Regions from separate parts of the Homo sapiens genome. Here region 1 is linked to region 2. A link is a loop called in an ENCODE intact Hi-C map of the cell type or tissue named here. Cell type or tissue: spleen. All regions are shown on one strand. Each heading gives the region's core, and the rest is flanking DNA. Links, peaks and the distances in the headings are about the cores only. Region 1 overlaps FDXR (ferredoxin reductase). Region 2 overlaps SLC38A12 (solute carrier family 38 member 12).

Region 1 (2,882 bases), core at 1-2,500, 74 kb after region 2:
TGGGCAACACCAGGCGGGTGGCAGAGGCCTGGGAAGGGGGTGTCTTTGGGAAACATGAGACTCACCTCCAGTCTAGTGACTGCTAGGCGGACACCTGCTGCCCGCCGCCCATCTGGTGAGGGCAGCACCTGCTGGGGGCTTCGGAAAAAGCGGAGGCCCCAGGCACGGGAGGCCGATGCCTGGCGGGCAGCTTCCGCCGGCCCTGGCTTCTCTGTGGCCGTTCGAAGCAGCAGTTCCGTCAGCCGCTTCCTCGGGCGGGGGACCTCTGTCAGCAACGTAGAATGTCTCCAGGCTGTCCCTGGGCCCCGGCCCTCTCCCTGCATGCCCTTCCCCAATCCCTCTCTGACCTAGGCCACCCTCTCCCTAGTAGTTGGGGGGCCAGGCCAGGGCCCCTCACCCTTGATCTTGTCCTGGAGACCCAAGAAATCCACAGGATCCAAAATGGGCCGGGCTCCCGGTAACTGAATCATCTCCCGAAGCTCCTTGAAGGTGGGAGCAGGGAATGGGGGAGGAGGTCAGGCCCAGAACACAGTCCACCTGAGCCCACCCCAGGGTCCAGCCCAGGCAGGAGAGACCACCACCCGCCTCCTCCCCAAAGGCACAGGGCCCCCGGGGCCCTGACTGCTCCCCTTCTTCCATCCCAGGCAGCAGCTACTCCCAGGGGCTCTGCCCCACCCCAACCCCTTAAGGAGAGGCCCCCTCCACCTGGAACCCTGGCTCCTCCCACTCTGGCCCCAGCACCTTAATGGTGAAGGCCACTTGCAGGGGTCCACGCCGGCCCACTAGCCACACTGTCTTCACTCGACTCTGCCTCAGTACACCCAGGGCTGCCTTCGTGATGTCCGTTCTCTGGCACAAAAGGAGGGCCTTGGAGTCATCAGACACTGACCGAGGAAAGGGGACTCTCCATTTGGTCATGTCCCCACCGTGGGCCTGGAGAAGGCTGGCGGCTCAAAATTGCGCCACTGCTCCCCCCTGGTGGCCAGATGGAGCATTGCTGCCAACTCTGCAAATGGCTCCAACTAATAGCACACCAGGCCCACACTTTCATTCAACAAGTATGTAGTGGGCCTCTACCATGTGCTCACCCCCATGCAAAGAGCTTGGAGGGGCGGGGTGGTCAATGGTGAGGAAAAGAGACAAGGAGCAGGCCCTCTCAGAGCTTGTGATCTGCTGGGGAGAGAAATACTCATCAAATACTCATCAATGTGTGTAAAATTGCTGTGGCGATGATATGCGGTGAAACAGAAGTAGACAGGTCTATGGGAGGAGGCACGATGGGGGAGTGGACCAATTCAGGGAAGTCCTGGAGGAAGGGACAACCGAGCCAAGATCTCAAAGATGAACTTTAACTGTTAACTGGTGGGAGGTGAGTGGGGATGATCCAAGCAGGGGATGTGGCTTACTGAAGAGTAAGAGAAAAACGCCACTTAGCTGGAGTGCAGAAAGTGAAGGGAAAATGGTAGAAGAGGAAGCTCATGGCACTGCCCTTCAGAGAGCCTCTGCCTGGGCACCACGGGGAAACAGAGGCACTGAGCCCAGCTTGGAGAGGTAAGGCCTGAACCCTGCAGACAAGGGCACTCTCTCCTCAGGGTGACCCCACCTCCAACCCCGCCAGCCCTGACCTACCACTCACCTCCAGGTGCTCAGGTGGGGTCAGTAGGATGCGGGCCACGTCCAGAGCCACGTTCCCCTGCCCCAGAATCACGGCTGTGTCACAGCTCAGGTCTGGCTCCAGCTGGAGGGGAAAGGTCTTGATAGGGTCCCCCAGCCTCGCTCCACTCAGTTCATCTCAGTCTGCAGGTGCCTCATGCCTGGTCCCCACTGTGCCCTGGGGCTTCCCCACACCGGGAAAGTCCACAACTCTGGTCCCTCCTCCCCCACCTGGACCCAGCTCTCCCCCGAGGCCCTCCACAGCTGGCCTCCCGCCTCAGTCAGCACAATGTCACAGCTCGCCACTGGATGGCAGCTCCCTCTTCCCCCAGGTCTGGCATCCAAGGGCTGAGGGGCGGGGAGGAAGAGGCAGCGGGCGTGCTCCCCATACTCACCTCCTGGTTCTCAGGAAGCCCGTTGTACCAGCCCACGAAGGCCCGGGCGGAGCACACACCTGGCAGCTCCTCACCAGGAATTTCCAGGGCCCGATGGTCCTCTGCCCCGTAGCTCTGATGAAAGATGGCAGGCCCGAGACCCACAGCCTTCAGCACCAGCACTGATAGGCCGGGCAGCCCCCCAGGCTCCCAGCGGCCTCCTTCCAGCTTCTCAGCAGCTTGCATCCTGGCCTCACCCCTGCTGCCTTCCACCCCGAGCCACCGGCCTCCTTCTGCAGCCCCTGCCTCCCCAAGCCAGGGCCTAGCTGCACTCACCAGCACCACAGCGTGGTAGGCCTCCTGCAGCTCCGGCACCGTCACGTCCCTGCCCACCTCCACGTTGCCCCAGAAGGCACAGCGGCCAGAATGGGCCGTCTGGGTAAATGTGTTGATGACATTCTGCCAGGTCCCCCGGGAATGGGAGGGGTTAGAGGGTAAGGCAGCTCCAGGGACCAAGTCTGCACCACCCTCACCACTCTGTGTCCCCAGGAGGGAAGCTGGGTGGCATGGGCACAGACGGCATGAAGTCCTGTCATCCAGCCAGGGAGCCTCCCTGCCCTCCTCATCTTGACCAAAGTCTCCAAACCCCAGCCTCCAGGCCCAGAGACACCCACCTTCACCTCGGGGTGATCAGGCGCCACACCAAAGCGCACCAGGCCAAAGGGCACAGGCTGTTTCTCGTAGATGTCCACGTGGGCCTGGGGGTGCTGCTGGGGAACAGGGTGGCAGCTGGTGGGGCCGAGAGAGAGAGGCTGGGACGCCCCCAGGTCCTCCCCTTCCCCAGACAGAGCAGGA
Region 2 (2,896 bases), core at 109-2,608:
AACTACGAGCGGGCAGAGAAGCGGCCCATCCTGTCTGTGCGTAAGTCTTGGGGTTCTCGCGGGCCCGCACTTCCCTCCGGGCCACAGGGTTCCCTTTCTTCATGGAGAGGGCCCTGGAGAGGCTCCCCGCAGATTCTGGCATTTCCTGCCCCTGGGTTCTGAGGCAGGCCCTGTGGTAGACTCAAAAGAGCACAGGGTTTCAGTCCTGGGCACAGGCCTGGCCCCTGCTGGCTTGGCCACTACTCAGATTTGCAGCTTGGTAAGTTCCTTGACCTGTGCACCTCAGTTTCCCCCCATACCCCTTCCTGTTACTGAGATGATTAAATGCCTGGTTCCTTGCCTGGTGCACCCTGGAAGCTCAAGTAGATGTCGTTCTGTGGCATCTCTTCTTCCTCCTGCCTTGTGCCCTCATGTTCATACATGCCCCTGCCTTGCTGTCTCCTCCCTGGTCGGCTGGGTTAGGCTCTGACGCCTGCTCTCCCTTTCACCCCAGCAGGAGCATCTCTGAATTCCCTTAAAAAAAAAAAAAAAAAAAAGACTGTGTTAAACCATGTCAAGCAGGAAACATTAGGAAAAGTTTTCTCGAGTTTGGACACTTGGGGATTTCATGGTTTAGATAATTCAGTGAGGTCCTCACCACCCTCTGAAGCTCTCCACGTGAAGAACCACTTCCTCTTCCTTGTTCTTTTGGCTCTGCAGAGAGACGTGGATCTCCCAACCCGTTTGAAATCACAGACCGGGTGGAAATGGGACAAATGGCCTCCATGTTCTTCAATAAAGGTAGAAGTTCTTTTGGGGGTGGGGTGTGGGGAAACGGGGAGCTGGTGCTTCCCTGCAGGCCTGCACCCTTGTAATGAGGGCTCCACCCTGACAGCCAGACCATGGGGCAGAGCAGGTGGTAGAGCTGCTCCCTCAGCACCTGAGAAGCCACCTTGCTGACCTGTTTTCCTGGATTCCTCCCTGTCTGCGGGCATTAAAAACAAAGAGGCCGCTTCTCTAGCGGAAGTCAGGAACCCCAGGCAGCTACTCCAGCCAGGGTCAGGAACCCCAGGCAGCTACTCCAGTGAGGGTCAGGAACCCCAGGCAGCTACTCCAGCGGAGGTCAGGAACCCCAGGCAGCTACTCCAGTGAGGTTCAGGAACCCCAGGCAGCTACTCCAGTGAGGGTCAGGAACCCCAGGCAGCTACTCCAGTGGAGGTCAGGAACCTGAGGCAGCTACAAAATAAGCTTTTTCCTTTTCCTGCAAAGGAAGTTGATGGAGGCCGGTTGATGGTTTTGCACCTCCTGCTTGATTGCCTCTGACCTTGCCCTCTTCTGGCCGATTCTGTCTAGAATAACACCTTCTGACAGCGCTAGAATCTGCTATGCGCACGCCTGGGCGTGGCTTCCCAGTGGCCGGCAGAGGGCGCTAGGAGCCCACACCCAGGCTTGCTGAGTGAGACCGGAGCCCTGAAGTGTGCTGGTGAACCTGCTCCTTCCTGGGATCTGGCTGCAACCATAAGGGAGCCACCCAACTCTGGGGTTGAGTTGTTGGGTGTGCCAGCGACATCTTATATCTCCATGGCAAATCTGGTTCTTTTGGAAGATGAGCTATTTAAGAGTTTAGTGGGCCGGGCACGGTGGCTAACTCCTGTAATCCCAGCACTTTGGGAGGCCGAGGCAGGCGGCTCACGAGGTGAGGAGATCGAGACCATCCTGGCTAACACGGTGAAACCCTGTCTCTACTAAAAATACAAAAAATTAGCCGGGCATGGTGGCAGGCGCCTGTAGTCCCAGCTACTCGGGAGGCTGAGGCAGGAGAATGGCATGAATCCTGGAGGCGGAGCTTGCAGTGAGCCAAGATCGCGCCACTGCACTCCAGCCTGGGCTACAGAGCGAGACTCCGTCTCAAAAAAAAAAAAAAGAATTTAATGGCCAGGCATGGTGGCTTATGCCTATAATCCCAGCACTTTGGGAGGCCGAGGCAGGCGGATCACTTGAGACCAGGAGTTGGAGACCAGCCTGGCCAACATGGTGAAACCCCATCTCAAGTAAAAATATGAAAATTAGCTGGGCGTGGTGGTGCACACCTGTGGTCCCAGCTACTCCAGAGGCTGAAGCACAAGAATCACTTGAACCTGGGAGGCGGAGGTTGCAGTGAGCCGAGATCACACCACTGCCCTCCAGTCTGGGCTGCAGAGTAGGACCTTGTCTCAAAAAAAAAAGAAAACCAGAAAAAAGAGTTTAGTTTTTAATGCCCAGACCTGTTTATTTCCATTTCATTGAGAGTCAGTCACATTCTCAGTTCATCCTTCCCCTTGCAACTGTCTTCGAAGATTTTCTGCCCCTTTGTCAAAGCCCCGTTTGTCGAGTGGGCTGCCCTACCAGTTCTTTCTAGTCTTAAATGTGGCTGCACTTAACTTAGAGCCGGGGGGACTGTAGGAACTAGAATCTCTTTGACTGCTTTTTAGGACGTTAAGCATTTAGGCAGGGCGATGTGATTATCAGCCAAAGGCCGCCCTAGGGCCTGGTTCACCCTCCCTGCTGGACCGGCCTCACAGAGGGATTTCAGAATTCAGCAAAACCAACTGGTCAGGTTCAGCCCGCATCTGTGCTTCTCCTTTGTTCCATTTCCATCCCTCCCGTCTCACCAGCCTGAGCAAGCATAAGCGTTTCCTCCTGGCAGCAACGCAAAGTCCCCTTCCAAATGCAAGCTTTAAAATAAAGTGCACATTGGAAGGAAGACGCATGCTTTTAAACCTCCTTTCTCATTTTCATGTTGTGCAGTCTGCCCTGATTTCTTTAAGAATTCTAGCAAACAGCAGTTTTGCCTTTTTTGCCCCCCACTACAGACTAGACTCTTAATTTGCCCAAATCTAATGGAAAATAAAGACATTGTCTGAGACCAGCCTCACAC

Evidence for each region. Hi-C counts contacts between places; a loop is a spot of excess contacts. Peaks named below come from ENCODE experiments on the same cell type or tissue, not always from the same donor. Only the 100,000 strongest peaks of a DNase experiment are listed, where the experiment ranks them.
Region 1: it touches region 2 in a loop (6-fold over the local background); 104 of 110 quality-filtered maps call a loop at or near these places.

The regions. Positions count from the first base shown.
Region 1 is chr17:74,864,083-74,866,964 of GRCh38, forward strand. FDXR (ferredoxin reductase) reads right to left here. Exons shown (of 12, transcript NM_024417.5): 3 at 2,702-2,794; 4 at 2,364-2,486; 5 at 2,049-2,162; 6 at 1,637-1,738; 7 at 742-849; 8 at 398-482; 9 at 66-265. Among named protein-coding and RNA genes, the nearest start is that of GRIN2C, 5.6 kb to the left of the region's middle. In spleen, for the core only: CTCF peaks have their summits at 1,011 (motif pointing left) and 1,212; a DNase peak (open chromatin) is centred at 969; H3K27me3 peaks cover 768 bases.
Region 2 is chr17:74,790,257-74,793,152 of GRCh38, forward strand. SLC38A12 (solute carrier family 38 member 12) reads left to right here. Exons shown (of 10, transcript NM_017728.4): 5 at 1-40; 6 at 700-780. Among named protein-coding and RNA genes, the nearest start is that of SLC38A12, 15 kb to the left of the region's middle. In spleen, for the core only: a CTCF peak has its summit at 1,385 (motif pointing right); a DNase peak (open chromatin) is centred at 1,395; H3K27ac peaks cover 299 bases.